Regions from separate parts of the Homo sapiens genome. Here region 1 is linked to region 2. A link is an interaction called in ENCODE POLR2A ChIA-PET data of the cell type or tissue named here. Cell type or tissue: Panc1. All regions are shown on one strand. Each heading gives the region's core, and the rest is flanking DNA. Links, peaks and the distances in the headings are about the cores only.

Region 1 (10,643 bases), core at 3,178-8,177, 230 kb before region 2:
TTCCAGCATTCAGATGGCTTCTTTTGACCTGTTAACTTTCTATAGGTTGGGAGCCACGTGTACCAGTGTGTGTTGATCTTGGCTTGATTCAGTCTGCCTTGTAACAGGTGAGGTTTCTGCTTTCTATCTGCCAAACCCCACCGCAAAATTTGTCCAACTGGGCCTAACCTCAGGACCCATTTCCAAGTTGGGTATAAAACTGGGAGAATAAGTCATTAGGACTGACATTGGCCTGTTGGTATTACTAGGTCTTTGTTGGAAATAAGAGCTTGGAGTTCCAAAGAAAACGAGCACTTGAACAAAAGATTTCTCAGCAAGGCAAATTTACTTCTGCCGTAGGGTGCTGCTGCTGGCATTCCTGGCAAGAGCACACCTAACAAAAGAGAGAAAGGGTTTTTATTCCTAACAAGTAGTCCCTGCTTCTGTGTCCTATCCCCATTGGCTGGAGTCGACAGCGCAATCTAAACTAGTCCTGATTGGCTATTTTAAACAGGAGGCATGTGGGTTACAGCTGTGGGAAGGGCAGGAAACTTGTTTACAGAGCTGGTTGCTAGGAGTGAGGGGGACTTTTCCAAATAGGGAACAGGTTACAGGTTGAGATTGGCCGGAGAAGTTGTTTATAGAACGGGTAACTCGGAGCAGGAAGGTATGAGGAAGTTGACCTTAAGAACAAAGAACAAGGAAGTTAAAACTTTGAAGAGAAATCCATTGTATCTAACGATTTCCCCCTTTTGATTTTTATAATTATTTCTCTTCAGACTTGTTTTAGCGTGTCTTGATTTTGTTCCTCTTGGTCCTCTGAAATTAGAAGCTTAACTGAATGATGCGAGGGAGGATTGAGGAAGATTTTGGTGGGTGAGAGCTGTTAAAATAAGCTTTTGTATTAATCCTCAGATACAGGGTATGATACAGCATCCTACAAGAATGAGCAAACCTATTCTGATGGCAGGAGATTGAGGACGTAAGTCCTTTCCATTTGCGGAACTATTTTTCCATTAAAATCGTGAAGGGGTCATTTATTCCAGAATTTCTAGCTAGCTCATTGGATAAAGCAGTAAGTCCTTGGGCCTTTGTTATGGTTCCATCGGGAGCAGTATTATTAGGGATGAAAGTACAACACTGGGTTCCAATCATGACACAAACTACACCTTTCTCCGCTAGTATCATGTCTAATGCTATTGTATTTTCTCAGGCCGTTTGACTGGTGGGCCCTAATTGTTAAACTGTTCCCTTAATAGCATCCCTAGTATAATTAATGAATCGTTGCTGGGTTACATTTTTTGTGTTTTTTTTGAGATGGAGTCTCACTCTGTCGCCCAGGCTGGAGTGCAATGGTGCAATGGTTCACTGCAACTTCCACCTCCTGGGTTCAACCTACTCTCCTTCAGCCTCCTGAGTAGCTGGGGGCTGTCACCATGTTGGTCAGGCTGGTCTCAAACTCCTGATCTTGTGATCCACCCGCCTCAGCCTCCTAACATGCTGGGATTACAGGCGTGTGCCACCACTCCCGGCCCAATCTACATTTTTATTTAGAGTTGACCACCAGAACAACATGGATTCAAACTTGCAGCTATTTGATTTTGGGCCTTAAATCTATCTGGCACTCCTCGTGGGATTCCAATGGCATCTATATAAACATGAGAGTCACGAGGGACATCCATTGTTTTATGATGTTCTGTTTTTATGTATGTTTTCTGGATGAAATACCAGGGTGAAAGGGAGATAGCCAATTGGATTAGAGCTCAAGTGCCACGCCAAGTAACTTGGCAGAGTATTCAGTAATGGTCCACCACAACACCACCATACGTTTGCTTGGGGATGAATAAGGGACGACTGATTGGTAAGCTCCTGGAAGGGCTTAAGCTCACTGCATCTCGTTAGGTCTCCAAGCAAATTCAAGTTCTCCCCCTGTGAGAGACACGAGGTAAAATTGGCATTGGAAGACGGATGCTTGATGGCCCTCGGGGGCTGACCCGCAGGGTGTCGGACTTCAGGGGACTTCAGGAAACAGCAGCGAGAGAGTTTGGCATAGCTTATTGCCCCAGGTTGTGGGGTCTTGGAAGAGAGCTGCCATACAACTTAATGCCTGATCGGCTGGAGGACGATCCGAGTGGAAAGGGAACAATCTGGGGCTCTGGCTTACCACGTGCGTAAGCATAACAATCGCTTTGTTTAGCGAGCGGACAGAATGTTTAATCCATTCCAGCCATGCATTTGCATCTCGGTACCGTTTCAATTGGTAGAGTTTGCTTTAGATCTTTAACCTCTACAATGGTCACTTTGGTTTTGTCATTGGGTGTTTGTTTAGAAGGGGATGAAGGGGGTGGGGGAACAATGAAGCGCATTTCGAAAGATCCTGTAGGGTCTATCCCTAATGTTGCGGCTCCCATGCTGTAGAAGCTACTTAAAGTGGGATTAGGATTGGTGGAGGTAGAGGTAAGAATAGAAATTTGCACTGGGTTACATTGGTGATATTGGCAATTAGAGGGGGCCTTCCCTTTGAAACGAAGGTAGGGTTGTAGAGAGATGCAGCTTTTTGGGGAAGTCTACCCTTGAGGATCGGTATTCCATAGGACGTCATTCCGGGATGGGCAGAACCTCTCCTCAAACCCTTCCCATTCCCAAACTGCAAAGAATGTAATGGATTTAGTTTCGATTAGGCAAGCATTGTGTGAGGATTTAGAATTTATCTTGGAAGGGCAGAGATATTTTTCTGAGAAGGCCAGTTGCCTCTGGTTTTGGAGATCCCCACAGGATATGACAAGACAGGCATCAAATGTGATTGAGGTGAGCTTGATCTAGTTACATTAATGATAAAATAGCTGACGGTAGAGAGAGGAAAGAAGACAAGGCAGTATAAGAGGGTTAAAGTTTTCGTAGCTTTAGGTTGGTAGAAATTGGCCCTGGAACAATAGCCCATGACTCTGAAGATGGTGATGCTGTTTTGACTGGGGTATGATGGGTCCACCCCTTTTCGGCTGTTCGGGCTGCTGTTTCAGTTAGGAGTGCTAGGTATGGTCCTTCCCAAGCTGGCTCCTTCCAGCTTTTGATAAGGATGTGATCTCCAGGCTGGTATTGATGTACCAGGAACTGTAAGGGTGGCATCTGTGCTAAAATACCTTTAGTTCTGAGGTAAGAGAAAGTGGAAAGCCAAGTATATAATTTGATCCTTTGTTTCAAAGGTAGGAATGTCAGTAGTAAGAGTGTAAATAAGGCAGTCCACATAACAGAGAGATAGGCCAGTATCTTTCTGAGAGGCAGTCCTGACTGAATTAGGTGAATCTGTAAACCCTTGGGGTAGGACTCTCCATTGGTACTGCTGCTTCCATCCAGAATGAGGGTTTTCCCACTCAAAAGCAAATACTTCTCTTGTCTTCAGCCAAGGGACATGCCCAGAAGGCATCTTTTAAATCTGTTACTCTGAACCATTGATTGTCATGGAATTCTGCTGAGGATGGTAAAAGGATTGGGGACAACAGGGTGGGTAGTCTGGACTATTTGGTTGATAGCCTGGAGATCTTGTACTAGTTGATGAGACCTGTCTGATTTCTTTACAGGTAATACTGGGGTGTTAATAGGGGGACATACAGGGTTCAGGGAATCAGTCCTGAATGAGAACTTCAACTACAGGCTTTAATTCTATTCTGCCCTCTAGGGGAATGGGATATTACCTTTTTCTTACTATTTCCCCTGGGGTCTTTAACTTTGTATGGATTGGAGTGACTTGAAGTTTCTTTTTTTCTTTCTTTTTTTTTTTTGAGTTGGAGTCTCTGTCACCCAAGCTGGAGTGCAATGGTGTGATCTTAAGCCACTGCAACCTTTGCCTCCTGGGTTCAAACAATTCTCCTGCCTCGGCCTCCTGAGTAGCTGGGATTACAGGCGCCTGCCACTGCACCCAGCTAATTTTTGTATTTTTAGTAGAGATGGGGTTTCACCATGTTGGCCAGGCTGGTCTCAAACTCCTGACCTCGTGATCCACCCACCTTGGCCTCCCAAAGTGCTGGTATTTCAAGTGTGAGCCAGCAAGCCCAGCCTCCCTGATTTCTTTTTCCTGCCCATACATGAGGATGAATGTATTTTTCTTCTGCGGTGGTAAGTCTCTTCCTAATAAGTTCGTTCCTGCCTCAGGGATTAACAGGAATTTAACATGGGCTGATCAATTTTTGTATAGACCTCTGTCTTTTAAGATTTTTGCTTTAAATCTTTTATCCCTGAGATAGAAAGTTCTTCTGAAGAACAGGTGATAGATACCAGATGGGAGGGAACGGGAGCGAGCTGCTGCTGAATCTGTAAGAAGGTTTTAAGTTCACATTTGGGTCCCACCTCTAAATTTATCAGGGGCTCTTGGTGGGACTCAAGGTAAAAGAGACAGCCCCTGACCTCCCTATTTTCCTGGAAGGCCATAAGTGGAATATTTTTTCTTTTTCCCATTTGGGGCATTCTCTTTTGAAGTGACCTACTCTTCCACATTTGAAACATTTGTTTTCCCCTCTTCCCTGTCCTGCACTGTGACTTCCAGGTTTTATTCCCTTACTCCTTGTATACAGTTTGGTCGCTGGTGGCCTAGAGGGTTTGTAAGTTTTACTTCCTTGTGTCTCCTACTGCAGAGTTCTCTGTTGTAAGGTAGACAGCATGATTTTTGCCTTTTGTTTCTGCTGCTCTTTGTCCCTACTTATATGCTTCTCTAAGAAGTTAGTCTCTGGGACAATCTTTCCAATTCTCTATCTTTTGTAGTTGTTTTTAGAGGTGTTTGGCCAAGTCTTAGTAACAAAATGAAGCTTTAGCATCCCTTGCCCCAGTGGGTCTTCCATTTCTAAACCTGCATATTTTCTCATCTGTTCTTTAAGCCTATTTAGGAATTCATGGGTCCTTCATCCATCCCTTGTATGTTGAATGCTTGGGAAATACTCTCAGTTCGGGATACTGATGGAACATTTTGACCGGTAGGGTGTTAATGTTCCCAGACTACCAAAGCAGCCCTATGGATCATGGTTCTTCTCCCAAGAAGGGAATGCCTAAAATGGACATAAGCTCGGCCCATACAACTGGGGTCCTAAAAAATGATTTGATCTGCTACCCCATAAGGGTCATCTAACAAGGGCTTGAGTTTTTCTTTTTTTTTAGATTTTGTACTTCTGAGCTGGTTAAGGGGGCATTTACGAAGCTGATGCCTCCTCTCCCAAGGGGCACTTCTTCAAGGGGAAGAGAGTTGGGGGCAATTCTTTGGAGGTGGAAAGGGGAAAGGGAAGTTCTGAGTATCCTTTTTACATTGTTCTATTTCATGCTGTAGGGCTTAAGTGTGTGGCTAGGGGGAACATGGGGTATTGATTCAGGATTATATGGGGGAGGGACTGATGAGTGGGGGGATCCTGTGTACCGGCTTGATGCATGGGGTTTGGCAGAGGCAAGTGGTCTGGTGGGTCCCATATGTTAGCAGGCTGTTCGGGGGTAGAGACCTTACTCCTTTCAGAGGAGTTGGCTTCTGGCTTGCTTCCTGTAGTTATGTTTAGTCCTTTCACTATCCTTTTAGCATGAGAACCTAGGGGACTGTCAGAGGGGATGTTACTGTCATTAATTTGATCCTTTCTATTTACTGTCTTTCTTGAGGTATTTTGCATAATGAAGGTTTGGTGTGAGGCCCAAAATTAGATTTATTGCCTTTCCTCATAGGCTCAACCTCCCTTACTGGAGATTTCTTGCCATTCCTTTCTCTAGAGGGTCAGCCCCTGGCTACTGGAGATTTCTTGCACTCTTCTCCTTTTGCTTCATCCTTCTCTGGCTGCTTCCCAGGAGGGAATATTTCAGGTCCTCCTTAGCATTGGTGTGTCAGTATAAGCCCCATGACAGGAATCCACCATAAGCTATACGAGGTGACCATGGAATCACAGATCCGGAATCATCGCTCGCTTCGCACTCAGTTGTGCGTCTCATTGACACACTTTCAACCTCTAAAATGCCCTGACCACCAAGGAAATACTTTGTCGCCCCTGTGACTTTTCTTAACTTGGTCTGTGCAGTTACCTGGTCACCGCAGTATGTGAGGATCCTTTCCGCCTGTGTTGCTGAGAGTCTGGGTTTATGTGTCACCTTGGGTGGGACCCAATCTCCTGTTTGTGAGGCCACCGCAAAGAGGTGGTGGGATGCCTCTCCTCAAGAGAGGTGATCGTGGGCTTCTCCTGAAGGAGAACGGTAATCCCAGATGAGCTCCCAAATTGTTGGCAATAAGAGCTCAGAGTTGCAAAGAAAATGATCTCCAAAAGATTTCTCAGCAAGGCAGATTTACTTCTGCAGAATGGTGCTGCTTGCACTCCTGGTCACAGTGAGAGCACCCCGAACAAAGGAGGTGAAGTGGTTTTTATCCCTAACACAGCTAGTTCCTGCTTCTGTGTTCTATCCCCATTGGCTAGAGTCCAATCTAAACTAGTCCTGATTGGCTATTTTAAACAGGAGGGGTGTGGGTTACAGCAGTGGGAAGAGCAGTTGCCACGAGCGAGGGAGACTTTTCCAGATAAGGAACAAATGCGGGTTACAGGTTGGGATTGGTGGGAGAAATGTTTACAGAATGGGTAATTAGGAGTGGGAAGGTATGAGGAAGTTGACCTTAAGAACAAAGAACAAGGAAGTTAAACTTTGAAGAGAAACCCATCATACCTAACAGTCTTGTAAGAAAGGATGACAAAGTGATTGAACATTGGGTGGAGCTAATTTTCCTTGGCCAATTCACTTAGTAAGATAAGGAGCTCCAAATCATATTTAAGTTGGGAGTCAATTGATTTTACTTAATTCTTGTGAGGTTCAGTTATAAGATTCATCATACTACTACCATGAGCCATCCTCAGCTCCTTGTTACATGGGCCTGTTAACATGGCAGCTTTGTCTATAAGCAAACCCAGGAGAGAAAGACATAGCAGAGATGGATGTTTGAAGTCTATACCTTCCACCCCCTTTAAAGAGAAAGTAACACCACTCCTTTTCTGTGTCCCTTGGGGACACTACCTCCATGTCTGGTCACATGGCTGGACTTTACAGCAGATAAGCATACTGTGGCCTGAGACCATGATTGTATGCTTTCCTTCTGCTGACCTTTACAATCCCTCAATAAATTGAGCTAACACAGGGAAGCTTTTTTACCAAATAACTGTGTTGCATCATCCTCCAGTTTGCCTGGTGTCCTTAATCAATGGAAGGGGAATAAGCAAACTGAGTTTTCTTACACCTTTTGAGTATAGTGTTTTTGCCATCATAGATGTGGCTCCTCATAATTCTCCAACTTTTATATTAAAAAACCAAAACCTCAAAAATTGTAGTTCATGTCAGTCAGTGATGACTCATCTTAGAAGTATTTTGTTTTTGGATGTGTGAATGTGCATAGTTCTTAAAGTCCAACATTCATGTAATAAGACATCTTGCATATAACAATGACCCTTACGTCTAAGATGTTAAATAGATCCTAAGCCTGGTATAACTTTATTCAAGTATCCTTATTTGCCCCTAAAATGTCTTTAATACACATTACTTGGGTTATTTCTTGAATGAACATACAGGTATCCCAATTTCTGTTTTTAAGAGAATGGGGTCTTGCTCTGTCACCCAGGCTGGAGTGCAGTGGTGCAGTCATGGCTTACTGCATCCATGATCCTCCTGCCTCAGCCTCCCAAGTAGATGGGACTGAAAGCACACACTGCCATCCCTGGCTAATGTTTTCATATTTTGTAGAGTTGCAGCCTTGCTACGTGACCCAGGCTGGAGTGTAGTAGCTATTCACAGGCATGATTGCTTGAAACTCATGGCTTCAAGGGAAACTCCCACCCTCAATATCCTCAGTAGCTGCAACTACAGCCATACCCCCCACTGCTCAGCTTCTCATCCTTTAAAAGATTTTTACTGGTAGTGTCCTCATTCTGGGTTTTTGTCTTCTGTGTTTACTGTGACATGAAGTCATTTTTAGATGAAGGTTAAACATTTTGCCAACGCAGGTACAATATGGGATTCAATAAAAGTACAGAATTAAAGTTGTCTTATTAGAGATTGGGAAGTTTCCCAGCTCCGTTTATCGGTACTTGGCCGTACCGATAAAGGGGATGGACTTGGAGTGACCAGGTCTTAGTCACATGTATTTTCATACCCTAAACAAGAAGCGGTATAGACCAGAATGGAGCACTGATTGTAATCCACCTTCTTTCTTAGAAACTGGCGATGGAATATGAGAGGAGCCCTCTGGAAAGAAAAGGACAGACCCTGTGCTTTCATGAAAGTGAAGATCTGGCTGAACCAGTTCCACAAGGTTACTGTATACATAGCCTGAGTTTAAAAGGCTGTGCCCACTTCAAGAATGTCATTGTTAGACTTTGAAATTTCTAACTGCCTACCTGCATAAAGAAAATAAAATCTTTTAAATCAAAATGCTGTTTTGTTTGGCCATTGGAGATAACCATTGAACAGGGATAACAAGTAGTAGTTAGGTATTTGCAGTTTCATTTGGTTTTAGTTTTTTGAGGGGAGAATCACCCTAGTGGGCAGTTGGTTTCTGTGGGCAAAGCCTGCTTTCCACAGGTATTGTGCCTCGTGATTGGCTTCTGCATTGGAAACCTAAGAATAAGCAAGCACACTTGGGCCAGAATTCAAAGCAGAGGGTCAATACAGAGGTATCTCACTTGTATGCTTACACCTGCACAAGATCGTGTATGTTAAATCGTGGGTATTAGGCCTTAATGGTTGCATGAGATGAGTAAGGATGATGTGGGCTATGGTATTTGTTTATAAACTTCATAGGAAATTGCAAAAATAGGCTGCATCATTTATCAATATGTGATGATTTTTTATTTAAAATACACAGTGAATAATTTTTTAAGTATCTTAAAATCTCACCTCAAAGATGGGACCTCTAGATTTCTTTTTTTTTTCTGAGGCAGAGTCTCGCTGTGTCACCCAGGCTGGAGTGCAGTGGCATGATCTCAGCTCACTGCGAGCTCTGCTTCCTGGGTTCACATTCTCCTGCCTCAGCCTCCCAAGTAGCTGGGACTACAGGTGCCCGTCACCACGCCCGGCTAATTTTTTGTATTTTTAGTAGAGACGGGTTTTCGCTGTTTTAGCCAGGATGGTCTTGATCTCCTGACCTTGTGATCTGCCCACTTCGGCCTCCCAAAGTGCTGGGATAACAGGCATGAGCCACTGCGCCCAGCCTGGGACCTCTAGATTTCTAAAATGACTCCTGGTATTGACTCAGAATCCCCTCCCCTTGACTAGGCTGGACCTAGTGTAACTTCTGAGACTTGCTAGCTCTTTTTCTCATTCTCCTTGGCTTGCTCACTTTTTTTTTTTTTTTTTGAGATCTCAGCTCACTGCAACCTCCGTCCCCTGGGTTTAAGCAAATTCTCCTGCCTCACCCTCCCGAGTAGCTTGGATTACCACGCCTGGCTAATTTTTGTATATTTAGTAGAGGGGGTTCACCATGTTGGCCAGGCTGGTCTTGAACTCCTGACCTCAAGTGATCTGCCTGCGTCAAGCCTCCCAAAGTGTTGGAATTACAGGCGTGAGCCACCACGCCTGGCCTAGCTTGCTCACTTTTAATTAAGCTGCCATGTTGGGAGAGGCCAGCGTAGCAATCAACTGAGGTTGAACCATTAGTGTGGGAGGAGTTACCCAACAACCATGTGAGTTTGTAAGCACGTCTTTCTGTAGCGGAGGCTTGTGAGAAACCCTGAGAGCGGACCCACCCAGATTGTGCTTGGATTTCTGACCTATGGGAAATGTATTTCAAGCCACTAGGTTTTGAGATAACTTGCTACAAAGCAGTAAATTCACAACTCTATAATGCCCACTCTAAAGGTCCTGACATGGGCATCTCCATTACCTAAGTCAACTGATGCTACTTCAATTTCTCCACGTAGCATTTGAAGCGTTTATGTCTGGCCCCAGCCTACATTTTCAGACTTATTTGTGCATTTGACTTAACATGTCCAAAACTAAATGCCTGATGCTTCACTCACCTAACCCCATTCCCTGCAAGTCTGTGCTTCCTGCGATCTTCCCTTCCCAGGTATTGGCAACACCAGAAGTCCAGTTGGTCAGGAGCTGTGGAATCAACCTCATGTACCATGTGAATCCCTTGGCAAATGCTATTGGTTCTACCTTCAAAATACATCTGAAACCCACCCCCTCTTAGCGTCTTCATTGCTACCACCTTGGTACAAACCATCAAACAAGCTTGGAATACTGGTCTCTACTTCAGCCTTTGCTCCCTACGATCAATTGAGATGCAACCAGAGCGATCTGTGAAAACCTGAATTAGGTATGGAGCTCTCTGCTCAGAAGCCTCCAGTGTCTTCCCCACCTCACACAGTAAAAGCCAAAGTCCATCAGGGCCTACATGATCTTCCCCTTCCCTTAACCTCTAACTTCATCTCTTCCCTTTCAATCTTAGCCACATGGGCCCCCTGACTTCTCCATTCCTTTAGGATTACTCCAACCTCAGTATCTTAGCACTTGATTTTCCCACTGCCTGGAATGATCAGCCCTAGACCCCCAGAGCTTTGCACAGCCCTCTGCCTTGTGTCATTCAGGTATTTGCTCTCACTCCCTCTGGGGAACTGTCTAATCATCTCTATCACTTTCTATTCCCTTATCTTGTTTTTTATTTTTTT
Region 2 (10,643 bases), core at 3,283-8,282:
CTGAACCTGGGTGTGCAGAAATCCATAAAATATACACATGCACACAACTAAGCATCGATCTACAGCCACAGTTATTACAGCACTTACATAGTTCTTAGCCAGGTAACATGTATAAAACTTTACTACCATTTTTTTTACTGGGTTCTTCTCTCTCTCTCTTTTTTTTTTATTATGTCACTGATGAGGTTTTTGAGTGTTGGCCCCAGTCCCCCTTTTCCCTCAATCCCTGCAGTTTTTTCTTTCTTTCTTTCTTTTTTTTTTTTTTTTTTTTTTCTGGAGACAGAGTCTCACTCTGTCGCCCAGGCTGGAGTGCAACGGCGCAATCTTGGCTCACTGCAATCTCCACCTCCTGGGTTCAAGAGATTCTCCTGCCTCAGCCTCCTGAGTAGTTGGGATTACAGGCACGCTCCACCACACCCGGCCAATTTTTGTATTTTTAGTAGAGACGGGGTTTCACCATGTTGGCTAGGCTGGTCTCCAACTCCTGGCCTCAAATGATCTGCCCACCTCGGCCTCCCAAAGTGCTGGGATTACAGGCGTGAATCCCTGCAGTTTTTGTTGCATGATTTCACACAGCAAGGTGATTTTAAGGAATGCATATGAGCTGTATTATGTTCATAATTGACTCCATTTTCTTGAGGAAACTGAGGCTAAAGGTTTATGTAACGTGCCCACTCACTTAGCACAATGCATGCACAATAATGATATTAACAATTATGGTAATAATTAACATTTTTCAAATGCCTACAATGAGCCAGACAGTGGGTTAAGAACTTAGAAAGATCCAATTCATTTATCCTGACACTCCTGGGGTATAGTTATAATCAGAACCCTCATTTTACAGTTGAGGAAACAGGCTCAGAAGGTAACCCAGCTTATGATTGCACAGGGGCTGGACAGGAGGACAGGGCAGATGTCATAACCCCTGGTCCAATCTGTTTGTGATCCTGGTGGCCAAAGCTCCTGGGGTTCAAGGGAGATAATTTATGAGGCTCTCGGCCCCACAGGTATTAAAATAACCAAGTGGGAACAGTGAAGTTCGGCCAGTTCCTAACATGAAGTTCTGAACATGCGGCAGCAGCTGCAGACGGGTAGCTACGGTCAGCTGAAAGGAATGTCCAGTATTTGGAATCTGGACACCAGTCTTGGAGGGAAGAACCTGCTGCCAGATCTGATTATTTCAAAAGAAATCCGAAATCTGGCTTTTTTACACGAGCTCTTCTGATTTATAAAAGCACACAGTTGTAAAACCACAAATAAGAGATGGCTCACGGGCTGTCCATGTGAAGCCTCTGCCAAACCATTCTCCTGGCTGAGCCCTCAGTCCCAGGAGAGAAGGGCGCCTGCCAACCAGGGGATCAGGAGCCACCCTGGCCCTGCCCTGGCCCCCCACTCACTGTTTGATGCTGTTGACCGCATAACTCCTCCCCAGGCAGTGATTGTGCCCCGCCCCCCAGGGCATGTTGTAATTCTTCAGCCGTTTCCCATCCTTGTAAAAGTCTTTCTTCTCTGATCCGTCAGGGTTCAGGAATCGGTTGTATTTAAATACCTGAAATAGGAAGAAGGTCCTTTTCTGACCCCATTCCCAGAACAAGCTCACACCAAGAAAAATGTATGAGGATGTTCATGACAGTCATGTTTATAAGAGGGAAAAACTGGAAACCATATACAGGTCAATTGATAGGGGATTGGTTAAAAAATTATGGCAAAAGGTTTGTGTGTACTGACATGGAAAGAATTTCTACAATTGGTTGTTGAGTGAAAAAAGCAAGTTTCAGAATAGTATATATTGCATGATCCTATACACACACCAATCTTTTCATGGCATGTGAATGTGTTGTGTGTATGCCTGTAAAGCCATGAAAACAATTCGCAAGGCACACTCCAAACCTTGGTCAGAGAACTCTGTAGAACTGGAGAAGAAGGGAAATACATATTTTTTACATTTAAGTATATATTTCTCTGTATTTCTTTATATTCTATGATATATATTACTTTTGTAATGTAAAATAAAAGAAATTAAAATATTTTTTAAAAAGAAAATGCCAATTTCCTTTGGTTACACTGCACAGTGGTAAGGCAAGGGTTGTAGCTGAGCACAGAGCTTGGCATGGAGTAGCTGCCGACTGAAAGATGGGTGGAAGGATAGGTGAATGAACCAGTGGATAGACTAAGAGATGGAAATGTGGATGGAAAGATGGATGAATGGAGGGATGGATAGATGGATGGATGGGTAGATGGGGTGGATGGATGGATGGGTAGATGGGTGAATGAATGGGTAGATTGATGGGTGGATGGATGAATAAATGGATGAATGGACAAATGGATGGATGGATGAGTAGATGGGTGGATAGATGGATGGATGGGTGGATAAGTAGAAGAATGGGTGGATGGACATATGAGTGAGTGGGTAGATAAATGAGTGGGTGGATGGATGGATAAATGAGTAGATGATTGAATGGACAGACGGATGGATAGATGGATGGATTCATGGGTAGGTGGGTGGATGAAAGAGTAGCTTCATGGGTGGATGGATGGATGGATGGGTGGATGGATAGATTAATGGATGGGTAGATGGGTGAGTATGTGGATGGATGGATGGATGCATGGATGCATGGGTGGATGGATAGATTAATGGATGGATGGGTGAATTTGTGAATGGATGAATGGACAGATGGATGCATGGGTAGATGAGTGGATGGATGGATAGATGAGTGGATGGGTGGCTGGATGGATAAATGAATGGGTAGATGGGTGGATGAAAGGGTAAATTGGTGGGTGGATGGATGAATGGATGGGCGGATGGATAGATGAATGGATAGGTAGATAAGTGAGTGTGTGGATGGATGGATGAATACATGAATAGACAGATGCATGAGTAGATGGGCAGATGAATGAATGGATGGATAGATGAGCATGTAGTTTAGGGTCTGACACACAGTAAACACCCAATCTGTTAGCAATTGTGAAAGTTTACTTCTTCTCAAAGTCTGGGGCAAGGCAAAAGTGTTGAGAAACTGACATTATAACAATCTGAAATAAGGAAAATGGCTGAGCTATCACAAAGCACTCAGTGTGAATGAACATCCCCTCATGTTCTAGGGTTCCTCAGAGACCCTTGAACATGAGGGGATCTGGGTCTGACTCCAAGAGAAGCTGTGAAAAAAGGTAGGAGCCAAAGAGATATCAGAAGGCTGGGGAGAGAGTGGGGCCATCAATATCTGCTTATGCATGATCCCATTTAATCTTCCTATCAATCTCATGAGGCAGGTGCTATTATGAGGTCCATTTCACAGGTGAGGAAGCAAACACAGAGAGGTGAAGCAATCTGGGCAATGTCACATAGCAAACAAAGAGCAGAGCCAGGCTGCCACTCAGATCTGGCTCATCCCAAAGTCACTGATTGTTCTCCCACAGACCCCATATGACCAGGCGCCCCTGCCATTTACCTCTGGGTCTGTGTAGATTTCTGGGTCTCTCTGGGGGCTCAGGAAGGGGAAGAGGAGGAGGCGGTCACCACGTCGCAGGTTGAATTCTCGCCCGTCTGCCATGGGCATGGCCAGGTCCACCACAACCTCGCGGGTGATGAAGGGGGCAGCTGTAAGCCTGAGGCTCTCACTCAGCACGCTATCTGCATGGGGCAGGTGCAAGGAAGAGTCAGCGGGCTATCCCTTCACCTGCTCATATGCCAACCCCAGCTCTTATTTTACAGAGGAAGATGAAGAGGCTCAGAGAGGGTGCCTGCCTCGCCCACACAGTCACATAGCAAGGTGAAAAAGGACACACGATGACATGTGGTCTCTGTGGTCCCTCAGAGACGTTTGAACATGAGGGTATCCAGGTCTGACCCCAAGAGAAGTTGTGAGGGAAGGTGGGAGCTAGGGAGATATCAGAAGGCTGGGGAGAGAGTAGGGCCATCAATCTCTGTTCCTGTCTGCCCGGCATATATTTCTCTTCTGGAAACGGGCCCCTGATTTTCCTCTAGGGTCCACCCCTCTCTCATTCTCAGGGGTTAGACTGCTGCTTCTATGCTCAACTCCTGGGATGGGGCTGTGACTGGCCAATCAGAGCATCCCTCTGAGCCCTGTGATTGGTTCAGGATGGACACATGACCCAAAGAAAGCCAATGAGACACAGTCTTGGGACTCTTGGTGGGAACACTGTAAGAGATTCAGAGTCTCACAGAGCCAGGAGGAAGTCAGCCTTGAGCTGCCAACAGCTACTGCCAGCCTGAGACTGGAGCCAACCCAGTGGGAAACAGGGCTGAGAGGTGGAGAGGAACTGAGTAGTCCTGACGACATTGTTAAAGTGCATGGATCCACCTGTGCCTGAAGCCAATCCTCTGGGCTTTTTAGTGACATGTCTCAAAGTACCTTTTCACCTTAGTCAATTGAAGTTAGGTTTTCTGTCACTTGACCCCTAGCTGAGGCTGGAGTATGGAGATGCCAGGTGTGTGAAGATAGGAGGCTTAGGGAGACCCTAGGTCGGAGGACACACTGATGGACCCTGGAAGACAGGAGTCCATGTTGGGGAGGGCTTTGGGGGTCCATGATGACGCAGTCTTAGGGGCTATCTTGGAGGGTCTGACGATCTCACCAAGCACAGGTGTGCTGTCTAGAACCTTCTGTGGGAGAGTGGTCGTCTGCGAGACAGGCTGCTCCGCTTGCCAAAGGATACTCTCGAGCTCTCCGCGGACAGCAGCCAGGGCTTCAGGATTCTTGAGAAGGAAGAGCAGGAGCCAGAAGGCAGCGGGACCCATATTCCCCTGCAAGGAGAAGGGCCCCTGTTATGCCATTATGAGGGCAGAGCTGACTCGTCTCTGCCAGGGACACAGCTCGGGCCAAGACAGAGGGGCCAGTAGGCCTGGGTTCCCACTGCTGCCAAACACCCAGGCATGACCAGTGTCTATCTCCAGCCTCAGGACATGGCCAAAACTGCCCTGTGGCCCAAAATACCTACTTCAAGGCCACTCGTGGCATCCCTGACTGTGTGCAAAGTCACTAATCCTAGGTCACACAGGTAATCTTCATAGCTAATCAGCAAAACAGTGTCAGTAATAGGAACAGGGTATATCAGTTAAGACTGTTCACATCTGAGAATGATCACATTGTTGGCCCCAATTCTTCCCCAATCGCAGAATCCACGCTCCTTACCATGTGAATTTGCTGTTCCTCCTATTCAAGAGCCAGAGCGTATTTCCCCTGCCCTTTGAATTTATGCTCAGCCGTGGACTTGCTTTGGCCAATAGATTGAGGTGGAATTGAAGGAACAGCCACTCTACGCCTAAGCCGCGAGAGACTTTGTGTTTCCACTTGCTCGGCAAGCCCACTGATCCCAAGAGGAGGATGAGAGACTCATGGACAGAGCTGAGCTGCCCCAATGAGCCAGACCCACAGACCCGTGAGTTAAATAAATGCTGATGGGTGTATGCCGCTGATGAGTTGTTATGGATGTTTGTTATGCAACAATAGCTAACTGGTGTGATATCTAAAGATTTGCTTCCAAATATAATCATTCTTGATGTAGTTTGGGAAGCAAAAAGTTCCCTATATGCTTTGTATCTTCAAATTCTATCAGTCACTTGAAGAATAAATGTGTGTGTGTTGTGTACGTATAAAACAAAGCCGCAATCATCATTGATGACTGAAAGCTATGAATAAAAATTATTTAAACTTCCCAATAGATAAACACTTAGGAAAACGAGTGGAATTTCTTGCTTCAAGGCTTCAGTCTTAGCTGAACATTTTCATACACATTTTAGCCTCAGCTCTTTGGTATGTGGCTAAAATGTGTATATGGCACCCTTTAGTGATCCAGATATGGGAAGAATACCAACTAATCTCAATTTGGGGGAAGGTTTTTGTCTGCCGTGACTATTCTATTCAATCATAATAATGGAATATTAAATCATCATTAAATATCATGTTTACCCACTAATTTCATTACAGACATAATTACACATGGGCAAAAGGACATATGCACAAAGATAATTATTGCAGTGCTCATGTAATAGAAAAATGCTGGAAACAATCTCATGTCTATCAATAAGAGATCAATGAGATCAATGAAGATCCATCCATTGGATGATGTGATGCAGGAAGTCATTAAAAAGAAGCTGGCTCTGTGTGTACCGATGTGGGACTGTAGCCAAGACACACAGAAGCATGCAAACGCAAGGTGCAGGGTGGTGGCTCAGCATGCTGCCATTTGTGTGTTTGTTTAAAGAGAAATATACATGAAGAAGTACAGACCATCTCTTTTTTTTTTTGAGACAGGGTCTTGCTCTGTCACCCAGGGTGGAATGCAGTGGCACAATCATAGCTCACTGCAGCCTCGACCTCCTAGGCTCAAGTGATCCTTCTGCCTTAGCCTCCCAAGGAGCTGGGGCCACAGGCATGTGCTACCCAGCTAGGTTTTTTTTTTTTTTTTGGTAGAGATGGAGGTCTCCCTATGTTTCCCAGGCTGATCTCAAACTCCTGGCCTCGAGCAGTCCTCCTGCCACAGCCTCCCAAAGAAGCACAGACCATCTCTAAGAGACACCAGAAACGGGTAACTGAGGTTACCTTGGGACAGAAGCTGGGAAGACAAGAGGATAAGGAGGAAGGAGGCTGACTTTCCTTGCAAATACCTTTTAAACTGTTCAAAATTTTTTAATGGACACACTAATTTTAAGTGAAACAGAAGCCACCCAGGCTGGAGTGCAATGGCACGATCGTGGCTCACTGCAACCTCCACCTCCTGGGCTCAAGTGATCCTCCTACTTCAGCCTCCCAAGTAGCTGATACAAGCATGCACCACCATGCCCGGCTAATCTTTCTATTTTTTGTAAAGATGAGGTCTCACTATGTTTCCCAGGCTGTATCCAAATCATTTCTACAGTGATGTACAATGTCATGAGAGATGCTCATGTTACAATATTAAACCAAATAGAAGGTTAGATTAAAACAGCTGCATGATCTTAACCACAGAAGAAAAACCTATGGGGAAAGGCTGGAAAGAAATGCACCATAGCATTAGTGATGGTGAGATAGATTTTGCCTTCCTCTTTAGTGCCCGTGAGGCCAGGAGGAACCACACTCCTCTGCTCAATACTTCCATCACGCAGGTGCCATTATTAGGCCTTTTACTGAAAAGGAAAACGAAGTACTCCCCGGTCACTACCCACTGCCCAGCATATAGTGGAGGCTCACTGATATTTGTCAAATAAACATCTGCATCCCTTTGGATTAGAGGTGGAGCTCCAAGACAGCCTGGGAGGTGGGCTAGAAGATCCCTGGACTGAGACCAGGTAGAGGTGGGTTCAAATCCCAGCTCCCCACTTTCTGTGACTGTGGACAAGTCACGTCCCCCTTTGGGTCTCAACACTGGGGGTAACATTGCCACCTCCTGGGTGGACGCAAGGGTCCAGTGAGGCTGAATGCAAGCAATCCCACACGTGCTGCGCCCATAGTAGGTGCTCAGAAGTGGTTACTCCTCCCCCACTGGCCCCTCCCCTGGATTTGAAAACAAGTCGGGGGGGCCTCCGGCCCTTTCTGAGAGTTCCACCAGCACCTCAGGTCCAGCTGACACAGCAAGGTCACCTGCTGTCCATCACTTAAATAGCCAGGCAAATGCGGATGATAAATAATTCAACACCAGCTTAGCTCAGCGCCAAGGCCATTTTATCTGGCCCAGATGGTTAGATGGGGGCCACCGCTCATTAATTACCAAGCAGGAGTGGAACACATGGGCGCTTGGCTATCTCTGCCTGCAGGAAAAAGCTGTGGCAAGTTAGGGAGGTGACCAAGACCGCCTTTTACCCAACTGCACAGATGTGAGTGTGAGTGTGTGTGTGTGTGTGTGTGTGTGCACACACAACCATAAGAGATCCTGAATTTGCCACCCTGGAATTTGAGCTTTCACCCACGGAGCCTTGCCTCCGTTTACTCAGGAAGACACTTCTTGTTTGTCTTCATTCCCTCCTACTGCAGCCAAAGGCCATGACCCAAAAGCAGTGCCACCCCTGTTCTAGCTTTCCTGTGAATGGCAGTGGCTGACCTCTGGGAGGCACTGACTGCGGGCCAGACCACACCCTTGGTGATTCACATGCTCCTTCTTGTTGCCTCCTGACAACATGGCCCATCAGTGGAAGTGGGGGACTTCCGCTGCCCGCTCCTGCCTGCATCCGCTTCCTTGTCGTTGGTAACAGCACCCCACTTTCCTTCAAAGAACCACCTCCTCTTAAGTCTAAGTCCATGTGGGCCATCCAGGACTGACCCATCCTTCCAGACTTCAAGTGTGGGCATGGGACCCAGGCGGAGGCACTGAGTGATCCACGCAGAGTGGGGCATATGACGTGGGCTGGGCCAGTGAGTATCAGTCTTGGGAGCTGTGCTAGAATTTAGGGGAAGGGAAGCCCTCCTCCATGGGATTGCTAAATTGCCTAGAGCTACTGGAGGCCATTGTAGTCATCCCCCAGGGGGAGACCCTCTGAGGATGTAGCCTGGCAGAAGAAGGGAGACCTGAGGGATGGGGGTCACAGATTGTGTTTCTTTTAATTTTTATGATTTAGAAGATTCCAACGGAATAAAAGAATATCCCGAGTGTGATGATGTGTTAGTGTAGGTCATAAATTGTAACAAATGTGCCACTCTGCTGAGGGACACCAGCGATGGAGAGGCGAGGCATTGGGAGAAGGGGGCTAAGGGAGATCCCTGCACCTTTCCTTCAATTTTGTTGTGAACCTAAATCTGCTGTAAAAATAGAGTCTATTTAAAACAAACAAACAAAAGCCCTAAGTGCAATGTGGGATTGTGGATTGGCTCCTGGAAGAGAAAAAGAATATTAGTAGAAAAACTGGGGCAATGTGAATAAAGTATAGACTTTAGTTACTAGCAATGTCCCAATGTGAATTTCTTAGTCTTGATGAATGTATTGTGGTTATGTAACATTAGGGAAAGCTGGGTGAAGGGTATTTGGGAACTCCTGTACTATCTTTGCAACTCTTTTATAATCTAAAATTATTTCAAGATAAAACTACTGAAGACAAAAAAAAAAACAAACAAAAAAACCAACCCTCTTTACAGATGGTGAAACTTAAGCCCAGAAAAGTGACTTGTTTGAGGTCACATAACTAGTTTAGTGGCAGAGGTGAGATTCCACCCGAGTCTGTCTGACTCTCAATACTGTGGTTTTGCTTTCTACTCCGTTGTCAGATGCCTCAAGGATTCTTCTCGATGATCACTATCTCAGCGGAGCTATGTGCAGGCCCAGCAGCTCCCGTGGCCCCCTCCCCTACCTCTCAGGACCACCCAGGAATTTCCAGGGATGTGTGGCTGTGGCTGCTGAGGATGTGATGGGGTGAAGGCCAAGCCAGATATCGGGAAGGAAGAGAAGGATCAGATGTGATGGATGGGGCTGAGGGACATCATGTCAATCAATGGTTTCAGTCCTGGCATTACCAGCATCAGTGGGCTCAGAGCTGGCAGGGAAGCCTGACCTGTGTTTGGAAACTCTCCTCCGTCTGCCCCCCACCACCCCACCCCACCTTCCCTTACAGCCTCCTCTTCCCCTTGCCTGGACCTTAGGTCTCGGCCCACAGAGTCCTCCCTGGATGCCTGAGACTCCCACTGCTCCTTCCATCACTCTCGATTCCAGGTTCAGGGGTTCTGGATTCAGGAAGCTGTTGTGAGGATCCTATGAGATGGTGGTTGCAAAGTGCTCAACAGGATGCTTGGCCCAGGGTAAGTGCTCAGTATCTTTTGAGATTATTATTCCTGACTCATCATCTCCGACCTGACAGCAGCAATCACAGCTACCATTTTTCAGCCTCTCTGCAGCATCTGACCCAGCTTCCCACTCCCGGCTCTCCTCCCACCTTCCTGGCCCCTCCTCCTCACCCTTCCCACCACTGGAGAGCCCCAGGGATGCCCCCTTCTTCACCCACCCTCGCCTGCAGTATCTCCTCCAGTCCTGAGGATTTAAACTCCTCTATGCTGACAACTCCCAAGCCTGGACCTCAAACTTGAACTCCAGACTCTCTTCTCCAGGTGTCCACTCCCCCATCTCCATCTCAAATTCAACATACCCAAAGCCCAACCCCCGATCTTCTCCCTGAAACTTCCTCCTCCCGCCATCTCCCTCTTCTGCCCATGGCTCTGCCATCCCTCCTGTCACTCAGGCCCAAACCTGGATTCATCCTTGATGGCCTCCCCCAAGGTCCCATCCAACAGCGGATCCTGTTGGCTTTACTTTGATATATGTTCAGAATCTAACCACCCCTGACCCTGGCCCAGCAGCACCCTCTCTTGTCTGGATCCTGCTGCTCCTCTCTGCTCTCCCTGCCTCTGCTTCCCCACCCCCTACAGTCTCTTGTCAGCGCTGCAGCCAGAATGATCCCTCTAAAGCGAAAGACAGGCCAGGTTCTTCCTCTGCTCAGAGCCCTACAGCAGGCACCTGTCTCACTCACAGTAAAAGCCAAAGCCCTCCCCATGGCCTACAGGGACCTGTGTGGTCCGGCAGCTCTGCCTCCCCACCGTGTCACCCTTAGTCCTGCCTCAGGGCCTTTGCACTTGCTGCTCCCTGCCTGGGAAACTTCATTCTATATATTTACATGGTTCACCCCTCACTTCCTTCAGTCTCTGCTCAGATGTCACCTTTCAGTG

Evidence for each region. Peaks named below come from ENCODE experiments on the same cell type or tissue, not always from the same donor. Only the 100,000 strongest peaks of a DNase experiment are listed, where the experiment ranks them.
Region 1: POLR2A ChIA-PET joins it to region 2 with 6 read pairs; 5 of 35 experiments call an interaction of 5 or more read pairs at or near these places.

The regions. Positions count from the first base shown.
Region 1 is chr20:49,280,858-49,291,500 of GRCh38, forward strand. ZFAS1 (ZNFX1 antisense RNA 1) reads left to right here. Exons shown (of 4, transcript NR_036658.2): 4 at 8,188-8,403. Among named protein-coding and RNA genes, the nearest start is that of SNORD12, 5.5 kb to the left of the region's middle. RefSeq lists enhancers at 2,650-3,582, 5,447-6,378, 6,379-7,310, 9,480-9,589, 10,625-10,643. In Panc1, for the core only: no CTCF peak of the experiment used is centred there; no DNase peak of the experiment used is centred there; H3K4me3 peaks cover 336 bases; H3K27ac peaks cover 627 bases.
Region 2 is chr20:49,509,631-49,520,273 of GRCh38, forward strand. PTGIS (prostaglandin I2 synthase) reads right to left here. Exons shown (of 10, transcript NM_000961.4): 7 at 4,597-4,765; 8 at 3,450-3,631; 9 at 1,398-1,549. Among named protein-coding and RNA genes, the nearest start is that of KCNB1, 32 kb to the left of the region's middle. In Panc1, for the core only: no CTCF peak of the experiment used is centred there; no DNase peak of the experiment used is centred there; H3K27me3 peaks cover 216 bases.